3 separate regions of the Homo sapiens genome follow, and regions 2 and 3 are each linked to region 1. A link is a contact called in ENCODE Hi-C data. All regions are on one chromosome and are shown on one strand. The core of a region is the stretch at or near the end of the contact, and the rest is flanking DNA. Distances in the headings are between cores, read along the strand shown.

The links. A loop is a pair of places that touch in the nucleus more often than their neighbours do. Pooled maps may share reads with other maps.
Region 2: a loop to region 1 is called in a map of chondrocyte, with 2.4 times the contacts of the local background. The contact joins the promoter of SYT6 here to the promoter of DENND2C in region 1. A Hi-C loop is called at or near these places in 1 of 168 maps with a recorded cell type or tissue (chondrocyte).
Region 3: a loop to region 1 is called in a map of breast epithelium, with 10 times the contacts of the local background. The contact joins the promoter of PTPN22 here to the promoter of DENND2C in region 1. A Hi-C loop is called at or near these places in 1 of 168 maps with a recorded cell type or tissue (breast epithelium) and 5 of 50 pooled maps.

What each region holds. Positions count from the first base shown.
Region 1 is chr1:114,668,737-114,672,708 of GRCh38, reverse strand. DENND2C (DENN domain containing 2C) reads left to right here and starts at 2,660. Exons shown (of 21, transcript NM_001256404.2): 1 at 2,660-2,726. LOC124904354 (a long non-coding RNA gene) reads right to left here and starts at 2,298. Exons shown (of 2, transcript XR_007066465.1): 1 at 2,059-2,298; 2 at 1,755-1,860. RefSeq lists an enhancer at 2,287-2,446 and a silencer at 2,567-2,656.
Region 2 is chr1:114,152,619-114,156,502 of GRCh38, reverse strand. It overlaps SYT6 (synaptotagmin 6), which reads left to right and starts at 2,634. Exons shown (of 8, transcript NM_001253772.2): 1 at 2,634-2,893. The coding sequence starts at 2,731. RefSeq lists an enhancer at 846-1,459.
Region 3 is chr1:113,869,474-113,873,411 of GRCh38, reverse strand. PTPN22 (protein tyrosine phosphatase non-receptor type 22) reads left to right here and starts at 1,700. Exons shown (of 21, transcript NM_015967.8): 1 at 1,700-1,875. The coding sequence starts at 1,789. All of the region lies in intron 3 of AP4B1-AS1 (AP4B1 antisense RNA 1), which reads right to left. RefSeq lists enhancers at 1,695-1,954, 2,513-2,562.

The DNA of each region.
Region 1 (3,972 bases), core at 1,411-3,910:
CTTTGACAAGGTATAAGTGAATAGTGGCTTTTTTAGACAAAACCAGAGGGCGTACCTCAATATAGAAAATCAGTATTTATGAGTTATTATATTGAGGGAGAATTTATCTTACAAAAGGATTCTTAGCTTTAAGGATGTAATTGACAATAAGATTATAGTGAGCTAAACTGGTACATTTTAAATGATTTTGCTTACCAAAGTAAAATGTACATATAACTTTTAAGAAGCATGCCTATTACTTAAGGTCAGGTGAAATTCCAAATGGGCAGATGATACTTCCACACATACAACTGTGTTGGCATCTAGTGGCTGGGCTGACATTTCATTCAACTTATTCAATAAACAATTATTGATCAAATAGCTAAATTATCAGGTACTATTCTAAACACCAAAGGTATACAGAATAAGATTTCATTCCTATCCTCTAGTTGTCCTCAGCATGAAGTTATAGTGTGGCTACAAGTAAAAAATAGAATTTTGTGAAATGTCTTCAAAAGTAATGAACTTTTTTCTTTTTTTTGAGACAGGGTCTTGCTCTGTCACCCAGGCTGGAGTGCAGTGCAGTGGTGTAATCACAGTTCACCGCGGCCTCGGCCTCCCAGGCTCAGGTGATCCTCTTACCTCAGACTTCCGAGTAGCCAGGACTACAGGCACATGCCACCACACCCAGCTACTTTTTTGAACCTTTTGTAGAGACGCGGTTTCACCATGTCACCCCAGCTGGTCTCAAACTCCTATGCTCAAGCGATCCATGTGCCTTGGCCTCCCAAAGTACTGGGATTACAGGCGTGAGCCACTGTGCCCAGCCTGAACTTTCAAATGGAAAAAAAATTGAAAGCAAATTTCTGCACGTTTCTATATTCTACACATGCAGCCATAAGCATAGGTGTAACCCTGATGGCATGTTTGTACTAGCTCTGGTGTAAGAATCTCTTCCTGATTTCTGAAGTTGAAGTTTTGTTTGTTGAGTATTTGTGAACCCTTTAAAGAACCAGATTTTATTTTACCTTGGCCTCCTCATCATCAAAATAGTACAAATTGCTACATTAAACACTGTATTCTCAGACTTCAAAGGGCATTAACTACCATTATGTATATCTCCATCTTACCCATGAGAGGGCAGTAGAATACATACATGTGAATTCATTTATTAATCTATAAATTTGGTTTCATACGTGATACTTGGAATTCAACCTGCCTTATTTTGCCAAATAATCTTCCTGAATGCAGGGGTCAAAAAATACATTTCTGGGCTGGGTGCAGTGGCTCATGTCTGTAATCCCAGCACTTTGGGAGGCTGAGGCAGGAGGACTGCTTGAGCTCGGGAGTTGGAGACCAGCCTGGGCAACATAGCGAGACCCTGTCTCTACAAAAAAATAAAAATAAAAATATTAGCCGGGGGTGGTGGTGCATGCTTATAATACTAGCTGCTTGGGAGGCCGAGGTGGGACGATTCTTTGAGCCTAGGAAGTTGAGACTTCAAGTGAGCTATGATTGGGCCACCGCACTCCAGTGTGAGTGACACAAAGAGACCCTGTCTCAATAAATAAATAGATAGACACATTATATAAGAATTTTTTTTTTTTTGGTGGGGGAAGCCCATAATGATCAGTGTGCAAAATTTACTACAAACAATATCCACATTTATTTCCTCATTGGGACATGATTTTTTTTAAGTATGTCATTACTTTTTTTTCCCCCATCATAGAATGTAATTTCTGTTTTACTGTCTACAGGTGATAGTTTCACAACGGTTTGGGATATGCTACCTTTATTGTTTGGGTTAAGTTTGCTTGTGACAGTCATCCGTGATACGTAACTAAACACCTCTCTTTCTGGTAGTCTTCTATTTTGGTACCTCTGTGTGAACAAATGTAGGAAGAGTTTGGTCACCAGACCCAAGAGGCTCTGGCTGGGTGGGGTGGGGTGGGGTGGGGCGGGGCGAGGCGGGGTGGGGTGGTTAGCGAGTGCCTGGGAAACAGGCTCAACTGATCCTTGTCCCGCAGCCTCGGTGAAACTGGGTTACAGCTTGCAGTAGGCACAACACCACGCACATACCTAAGCAAGAGCGTGTTGCAGGCGGAGCGCTTAGGCATGTGTGTCTCAACAGGGCGTGGGGGCTGACCTCACGCACTGGGAGTATCAAGGCACCCCCGTTCTGAGATTCCAAGCCTGAGGTGCCGCGAGAGTTATTTGCTTCTCTTGACGTTTCAAGTTGGCACCGTAGTGCAATTGTTTGCTCACTGAGGTCAGCCTAGGAAACAGTGCTTGGATTCCCTGATTAAGCCAGGCTTTATCTTGTTGAGTAGTTGTGAAGAGTAAACCTTCACATGAAGCATAGGGCCGTCTCCGTGGGGCCGATGCGACGGCAGGCGAAGGCGATGGAGCTCTGGCTCGAGGGCTTGGCCGGACGACGGTGACACTGGTCGCCCGCCTGCTGGAACTGCAGTGACCGAGGTCCTGGCAAGGTTCTGGCCATACAGCGGACTTGAGGCGTGGTGGTTCCCCTCACCGCCGGCCGGGGCGGTGTCGGAGGCGGGCATAGCGTGAGGGGTGGGAATAGGAGCCAATAAGAACTGAGCCTTGCCAGGGAGGGCGGGGCTAGGGGGTGGGGCTGCAGCCGGGACGGGGCCTTCGGCAGGGCCTGCGGGGGCGGGACGGAGCGGACCCGAGTGATACCCGGGAGACTAGCTTGGCCACAGGAGACAACGTTGAGGTACAGACAGGTAAGAGTCGGGGTGATTCGGCGCGGGGTTTTAAGCCGCAGGGGCTTCGGACTCTCGGGGCTGTCGGCATCACCCTTCTGGGCGTCGGGTGCGGGGCTGTGGCGCCGCGGCGTAGTCCTCGGACGGTGCGAGCCGAGCTGGCGGAGGTGGTGTCTCCGCGCCCCGCTGTCTCGGCACCTCCTCCGTCCGGAGGAGCAACCGGTTGTTGGGCCCAGCTTTGGGACGTCCTCTCGTGGCCGCACGGGTTGTGGCGGAGCCTGGCTGAAGACCTCCTCGCTACCTCAGGGGCTTGGGGACCCCTAGGCTGGGCGCCGCTCTCTGCTGGGGAAGAGGGAGGGAGCGCCCGGCAGCCTGGGGAAACGCGGGCTTTCTCCAAAATTAGCCAGTGAGCTTGAACTTCGACATGCTGGGACGATGCACTTCCAAACAATATTTTGCTTTTTTTGGTGTTTTGATTCTTAACAGCATCTAATACGCACAATACCGAAAGTTGTCAAGTAGAATTTTAATTTAAAAGTCTGACAGTGGAACACCTAAGAGCTTTTGAGTAACTAGAGCTGTATAGCAGCTGATGATTAGATTATGAGTCAAAAGGCTCAAGTCTAGGGCCAGAACCCGCGGAACCAGATGTGATACCTCGGCCAAATTAACTTCCTGGGCCTCTCTTTCCGTAACTGTGAAACTGGCAAGTTCATGCCTATGGGTATTCTCAGGGTCAAATCAGATGAGTGACAGTATTCTACAAATGTCAGATATTTGAACGTGCGTGTGGAGCGTGTATATTCTGTGAAGCAACTACTACTTGCCTGGTACATAGTAGGCACTTTACAAACGTTTACCCTAAAGCTAGTGATTCTTCTGCAGTGTTTTAGATAAAGTGATAGATCCTTGCTTACTGTGTAAATAAGTTGTTTAAACTTTTCCCACAAAGTGACCCCCATTGTTTGAGTGTGTCCTATTTTTAAATGATTGATGAAATTTTCTAGAATAGCACAGTGGTGTTATCTATACACTGTTGCTGAATCATTTACCGCGAAGTCTGTAGCAATCAAATAATCTACTTCTTTGTCTTAGCTAAATAGTTGTAGTTTAAGATACCTGCTAAAGTAAGCTGGGAATATTGTTCCAAATCAAGACTTTAATTTGTTTTTGTGAATTGACGGGCTGCTTATAGGAAGATTTAAATCTTCCAAAATATTGTTAATATATAGCCATATTTTTTCATACAGCCTTTATTATAGACGTT
Region 2 (3,884 bases), core at 1,385-3,884, 520 kb after region 1:
ATGGGAAGAAGCAAAGGTGTGTTTGGGGGTTGGGTTTGCAGGGCAAAGGGGTTTGAGAGACAAAAAAGTTTCCATCATTACATGAAGAATTTTTCTGCTTTGTGGCTGGTTATGTGACCACAGTGGTATCAGCAATTGACCTGGGGGCTGGGGGAGGTAGCGGGCTAAAGAGGACAACTAGGGTGAGGCTTTACCTTAATGTCTCCTTCTGAATGTGTGTTTCTTTACCTGTACATCTGTCTCCCTGTCTGTTTCTCTGTTCTCTATTTCCTATAACTGTCTCTCTGTATCTCTGTCTCATCCTCTGTCTCTCTCATTTGTATCTGTCTCTTGCCTCTATTTCTGTCTCTGTTTCTTTCTCTCTGTCTCTCTCATCTCTGTCTCTCCCACACACGCTAACTCCTACAATCCAACTTCAATAGCTATTGACTGACCCAGGGGCCCTAACCTGTTTCTGCAGCCCTATCAGGGCAGCAGCTCCTTCACACTGCTAGATTGAGAAATGCCAGGTCCGGAGCTGCTGCCGGGGCGCCAGAGACGCTGCAGAAGCGCCTGCCGAGTGTGGAGGCTGAATCCAGGAACAATGAGAAATTATCTGTTAATTCTCGGCTCCTGCCACCTGCTCTGCTCCAAACAAGCTCCTTTGCCTTCAGTTTAGATGCAAATTCCCCCACTCGATGTAAGCAAAATATTGATTTCCCTGCATCACAGGTCTGGGCCCTTGGAATGGTCCTGTGTTTTTTCATTCTCTGCAAAGGCAAAACAAGGTGCTTTGTTCTGTGAATTTCCCCCAGGAACTCGCGAGGGGGAGGGAGAAATAGCAGGGGAGTGACAGAGTTGCCATAAACACGGGCAAAGAGCAGTTCTCCATTTGTATTTTACATAAACACAAACCTGCCACTTGGGAAACTGCTAATAAGCGTTTAGCCAGAGGCTCTTCTGGGTGCTGAGATCTGCATCGGGTGATGGAAAAGAAATTAATGGGGCCTCTAGGCTCCTCAGGTGGGTTTTCAGAAGCACCAGGAAGGCGCATAGGGATGCCAGAGCCCCACTTGTTCTTGGAACAGCAACCAAACACCTCCAGCAGGAAGGCAGCCCGGATTGCACAGTATCGCCTGCGTCGTGTCTGCTTGGTCCCTGCCTGAGTTCCTAGCCTTCTGCTATCACAGGCACAGGGGTCAGGGTGGAAGCTGCGAACCTTCAACAATTGCCTCTCCCTCGTCCCCTAAACTTATGCCCACGCGATGGTAGCACCAACTGGGTCTTCAGCACCGTGGACAGAGCCAGGGGGCGCCTCACGGTGGAAAAGCCGCCTGGCTGGGCCAGGGTCCTCACAGGCCTTGCCTTAGCCCTTGGTGCCCCAGGCACCAGCTGCTAGGGGATCGCAAGTCCAAGGGCCGGTTGGCACAGATGGCGCGCAGTGGAGACCGCCAGGAGCTAAGGCTCCGAATCTCCTCCCTCCGGAACGTGAGTCACTGCCCGAGTCACTTCCAATAAGCGTGTTAATTAAGAGGCAAGACCTTTCTCCCTCGCCAGCCACTCGGGCATACACCAACCCAGCAGCCTCCAGGGGCTGCAGCTAAAGCTTCCTTCCCAGCTCCGGGAGAGCAAATGGACCTGAGTCTGGGGCTTCAGGCGAGCCCCACACAGAAGGGGCCCCACCGCCGACAGGTGTAGATCAAGAGACTCCCGAGATAGGCCCCTGCAGGGCGCTGGTCCCCCGGCCTCCCTGACCATGGCTCACAGACTTCCAGCGCTGAGTGAGGCAGCTCGAAGCCTCTCAGCCGATCTGTTCCTGGGCCTCACTCCACAGTTTCTGAGGGGATCTCTACTTTAAGTCTAGCCTCAATCCTCCCGTTGAGCTTTCTGTCTTTCTTGTTATGCTTAGCAGAAAGATACATGATCTCTGGTGCTGTTTCACCGAAGCAAGGAGGTGGGTCGGCGGAACTGAGCGCCCTGCGCCCTCTTGAAATGACCCCCCATTCCTGTTTGCCAGAAACTTTTCCCTCCCGTTGCCATGGAGAGAGACGGCCGCTGCCTCCCGTCGCCATAGCAACATGCGGGTACCGCGGACCGCAGGATTGCGGAGCTCGGAAAGTCTTGCAGTTCGCATCGCCCGCCTGTCTTGGGGTCTTCTACCTCCGAAGCTGGGACTCGGGGGCCAGTCTAACTGCTCCCGTCAGGAACCTCGGCCAAGGTCCTCCCAGACCCTGCCTGACCGTCGCTCTTTCTGTTACGGGGTTATCTATTTCTCTGTCATTCGTGTGGCATGTGGCAGTTTACCCAGTGTTTTCACAAACACGATCTTTCTATCCCCAGGGAGTCCGTGAAGTACTTAAAATCATTACACCTCCTTTACGGAGAGGAAAATTGAGGCTCAGAGACGCCCAAGGTCACACCAGGCAGTGAATGCGGAGTGGGAACCCGGACTCTTTCCTGGCCTTGCACCCTCCGAGATTCGGGACAGCCCGGCTTCCCGCCTCGAAACCCCCACCCCCCGGACTCAGGCCAGTCCCTGAGTGTAGAGGGGGCGGCCGCGAGGCGCCAGACTCGCCAGCTGCCGCGGGATGCCACGTGAGGGGCGGGGACCCTGCGGGGAAGTGATTAAAAGCAGAGCGGAGCCGCAGGGGGCCGCTGCAGGGAGGGTCTTCTTGGGGCCGTCGTGCCCCGCCCCAGTGCGGCCGGGGCGCGGGTTCGAGCTGCTGCTCGGCAAGCCTGGGTGTCTAGGGCATGAGCGGAGTGTGGGGGGCCGGCGGGCCTCGGTGCCAGGAGGCGCTCGCGGTCCTCGCCTCGCTGTGCCGGGCCCGGCCGCCCCCTCTCGGGCTGGACGTGGAGACTTGTCGGAGCTTCGAGCTGCAGCCCCCAGAGCGGAGTCCCAGCGCGGCAGGCGCAGGTAACGGGAGACCCAGGGCCCCCTCCCTTCCTGGATATCCGTCCTGCGATCTCCCTTCCCCAAAGCCCCGGTCCCAGGAGCCCCAGAACCTAGAGAGAACTCCCCAGCTCGGGATTCTGGATTGGGAGCCAGCCTCGTCCAGCCCTCTGGCCCATCGCTTGCACAGCCAGGAGAGACCCGAAGGGGAGCGGAGGTTGGGGTAGAAGCCCCCGGCCCTCCTGTATTACTACTGCGGAATGCGGGGGACCCCGCAGACAGCCAGGCTCCCAGGACGGGGCACCCTTGGGGCTTCAGTTTCCCTCGCATCTCCAAGCTCGCTCTGCGGGCGATTTGCCAGGAGAGGGGTCCATGGAGAGAGCGGGAGACGAGGGGCGCCCGGCTGAGGAATAGGGCTTGCCTCCTAGCGAGTGTCGAGGTCCCCGGGTCCGTGCGTCGGTCTGTCCGTCCGTTTGTGTGTTCTCGCGGTGAACGCGGGCGGACCCCCAGTCTCTCCGGGAGAAACTTGGGTCTGCGGCTGGCACGAGGTCTTTGTGTCCGGGTGTCTCTCCGGCTGCGAGTGGTTTTCCGCGTCTCCGCTGGGGGGCGGGGGACAGGGGGCGGGGTGGGGGAGGGTATGAGGGTGTTGCGGCGTCCTTCCCCCACCCCCTCTCGCCCCTATAACTCGCTCCCTCCGTCCCTCTCGGACTCGGACTCGGGGCCGGTGCGCGACTGAGCTGGCGCCTCTAGCCGACTTTGCCAAGAGGGCGCCTCCTGCCCGATCCGCGCTGACCCTGCGCGGGACGCAGCCCCAGGCGGCTGCCTAGCCGAGGCGGGAGCCCGAGCTGAGTCGAGCTCGCCGGAGCGGGTGAGTCCCGAGCCCGATCCCCGCCGGGCTGGACCCTGGCGCGCAGCTGCGGCGTCTCCGGGGAGTCGCGGCAGGGGGAATGGCGTGTCGCGCCCTGGCGGCGGGAGCTGCGGGAGGGTCGGCGACGTGGCGGCCGGCCCAGGGTAT
Region 3 (3,938 bases), core at 451-2,950, 800 kb after region 1:
TTATGATAATTTTAGAAAGCAAACTTACACAATTGATTCTTTTTTGCTTCTTTTAGTCTTTAACTATGTACACACTTTTACATGGTTTTAGTTATTACAAACTTGAAATTTTGTATTTTTATAAATCAAAGATTTCCCATATTTTATGTTTTAAAATAGCCAAAGTAAACATCACGTTACTTAGAGCAGCAAGAAATTCTCTCTTAATTCTAGATGGGGATAATTTAAGAAATATACTATTCCTAACAAATATTGCTGAAGAATGAGGGTTTATTTTAATTTATGTATACTGGGATTGAGTTTCTTAATTTGAAATATTGTCTTTAAGTTGTCTATAACCAAGATATCTCGATGATCTTTCTTTTTTTTTTGCAGTACTTAGTAAAGAGCATGCAGTATCTTTAATGTTCAGATTAAGCAGTGTTCAGAATCATGATATCCTGAAGGAAGTTTGAATAATGTTGCAAAACAGAAAGGATTGCTAATATCTTAAATAGAGGAAGTCCTAACAACACATTTCCCAGTTTTCTTCAGGATCAAGACTAATTTTGTTAACATTTGTTGAACTTCTGCCTTCAATAAAGATGATATACTGATTTTTGGATGTTCTCACACTGAATTAGGCACTTGGGTAGACTTGTACCCATTGAGAGGTTATGCAAGCTCAAATGTGGAAAGTTTTTCTAGAAGAGCCTGCCTTTCAGGGCCAAAATGCCACAGGCACAGCATAACTTCCTGAAACAAATTTATTTCCTAAGACATTGGTTGCAGAGTAGAAATGTGTTCTTTAGAAACAGTTCTTCAGGCTTTCTGCCCTAAAAGTTACAATGTTGTCAGCAAGGTGGTTGATTTTACTTTCTTTTTGTTCCATCACAGTTTACCAGCATTACATATGCAGGGTATTGAGCTAACTGTCTGGTCAGGTGCTCCTTGTGGGGGCCACTTGCTCTAGATCCTATATAGACCAACACTCTTAGTCTTTATATCCAGAACCCAAGTGAAGCTTCAAAGGTTACTGGGAGGGTTGAAGAGGTGCTGAAATCAACACTTCCCTTAATGGAGGTCAGCACTTCCCCAGTCCTGGGAGAGACACAGACTGTCAGAAGCATCTGACTTTGCTTCATTCAAAAGGGAGTTTGAGGTATATATAGCAGACTTAAAAGTTATGAATAAAAATACCTTCTGTGATGAACAGAAGTTTCTCATTGATCACACTGACAAGAAACCTTTCGATGAACAGTCCGGGTAGAAGACATGTCACTCACTCTAAACAGTGTCTGTCTTCTTTCCTGGGCCTAACTGAACTTTGCAGAGTTCATTTGGGACATAAGGAAACAGAAGGTGTCAACTTGGCCCTTGTGCTCACTGGGAAAATGGGGAGAGACAGAACTCATTCAGGAGACCTGTAATTCTGTTCTTTCTCTGGGAGGCAAGAAGAAAGGTGAGTTTTGCATATGGGTGATGGAATGGAATAATCTCAGTTAAGCAGACCACACTTTACGTTCTAGTTAGCCTCTTGTTTGTTAAAAATTTGAATTGTAACCAGGTTCCTTTGCTGAGAAGGAAGGCACTAGGGCCCTGGAGTGAGATGATGGCTGTGTTATGTGACCACAGAAGGTGGTTACGTACTAATTTCCTCTAGGGCTTGTGATGAAGTCAGTAAACCACAGCCTTCAGCATGCTCTGCTCAGGCGGCAGCAGTGGCTTTTTGGAGGTGTCTCGGCCATGACACACATTTGACATGCCCTCCCTCAACCTACTTATAGACTATTTTTCTTGCTCTGCAGCATGGACCAAAGAGAAATTCTGCAGAAGTTCCTGGATGAGGCCCAAAGCAAGAAAATTACTAAAGAGGAGTTTGCCAATGAATTTCTGGTGAGTCCTGTATGTGACCCTCTCAGGGTAGTTACATACACTATTTAACTGACTATGGGGGTCCAATTTTCCGAGACCAAATTGCTCTTGGGATAAAGTAAATATGAGACCTTGGCGGGGAAGACAGAAAAAAAAAAGTTTGACTTCTCTGAGTGGTTTGCATGTATTTCAGGTATTCTCTCAAAATTACTGGTTTTAATATTTTGTTTGCTAGTTCTTTGGAGTTTGGTTAGGAATCCTACAGAAGACATATACAACTCCAGATGTAAAAACACTAATATTAATTGAACATCCAGATTTCCCCAGGTATCTAAGTTGTGGTTTATGCTTTATATTACTAATTTTAATTAATATTAAGAAGAAAGAGACCAATGTTAACTTTTCATGCAATATTACATTTTTAGCCTCCCCTCTGGGATTCTATTTGGTTGACAAAGGTTTTTGAAGAGCACCAAAACTACCCACTGCCACAGTTTTTTTTGTTGTTGTTGTTTGTTTTTTTAAGATTCAGAATCTTACTCTGTCACCCAGGCTGGAGTGCAGCAGTGCAACCACAGCTCACTGTAGCCTTGAACTCCTGGCCTCAAGTGATTCTCTTGCCTCAGCCTCCTGAGTAGCTGGGGCCACAGGTGTGTATCGCCATGCCTGGCTAATTTAAAAAAAAATTGTTTTTTTCTTTTTTGTAGATACGAGCCTTGCTTTTTTGCCCAGGCTTGTCTCGAACTCCTGGCTTCAAGCAATCCTCCCATCTTGCCTCCCAAAGTGCTGGGATTACAGGCATGAACCACTATGTCTGGCCATCATTTTTCTTTTCTTTTTCATATGAAAAATATATTATAACATGTGTTTTTTCAATAACAGGGCTTCCTTAACTTCTTTTGCTTGGAGAAGTGGAATGGCTAGGATGGAGAGTAGAGACAAGTGTAGGTCAAGGAGAGAAACATGAGTACAAGGTAGCTTCAGGTTGGGTGGATTAGATTACCCAGAAGAACAGTGAATCTCCTTTGAGAGAACTGTGATTATTGATGCAATGGCAGCTGGGTAGGCCTCATTCACCCTACAAGCTGAGATATCAGATAACATAGGGTGTCTAATAGTACCTATCATGTATTTTAGAATGCTTACAGCTGGCGTTTCAGAGATATAAGAATTTTAAACCTTAGCTCTTCAGTTGTGAAGAAATGGGTGGAAAGAGGGGAACTGAAGTACAAACCTGAAATTAAATCATGATTTTTTTTCACCAAATTATGAAGTATTTGACATGTTCTTAAATCTCTCTGTTTTCTAACTTATAAAATGGGGATAATAATACATGTCCTACCTATCCTCACAGGATTGTTGTGATGATTAAATATCAATAACAATCATTAAATGTGGTCATTTATTGAGTACCATTTATTGAGCACTTAGTATGTACCAAGTTCAGTTCTAAGCACTAAAAATACAGCGGTGAACAAAAAGAACCAAAACCTTTGCCTCCTGGAGCTAACACTCTGGTACCGGATAGCAGATGTGAAAACACTCTGAAAGTCTTGAGTAATTAGATATTATTGAGTGATTAGATATTATGATAGGAACTCCGATGTCAGCTCAACATGGATAATCTTGTGGTACTATGAAAAATGTGCTCTCACTGCCACTGGCTGATCAGTCTGAGCCCCTCTGGTAGAGTTACCTGAAAGGAGATAAGTAGGAAGTTCTAGCACATGTGTATACATGTCCCTGCCCCTGGACTATAATTCCTAAGCCAAGGTAACCCAAGGCATAGATGTAAAAAGTGAGCTGAGGGGCAGTGCCGGCCTCTGTTTTATTTTGGTTGTGTTTTTTAAAATAATGTAGACTGGCCGGGGGCAGTGGCTCACACCTGTAAACCCAGCACTTTGGGAGGCCGAGGCGGGTGGATCACCTGAGGTCAGGAGTTTGAGACCATCCTGGCCAACATAATGAAACCCCATTTCTACTAAAAATACAAAAATTAGCTGGGCGTGGTGGCAGGCACCTGTAATCCTAGCTACTCAAGAGGTTGACACAGGAGAATCGCTTAAACTCGGGAGGCAGAGGTT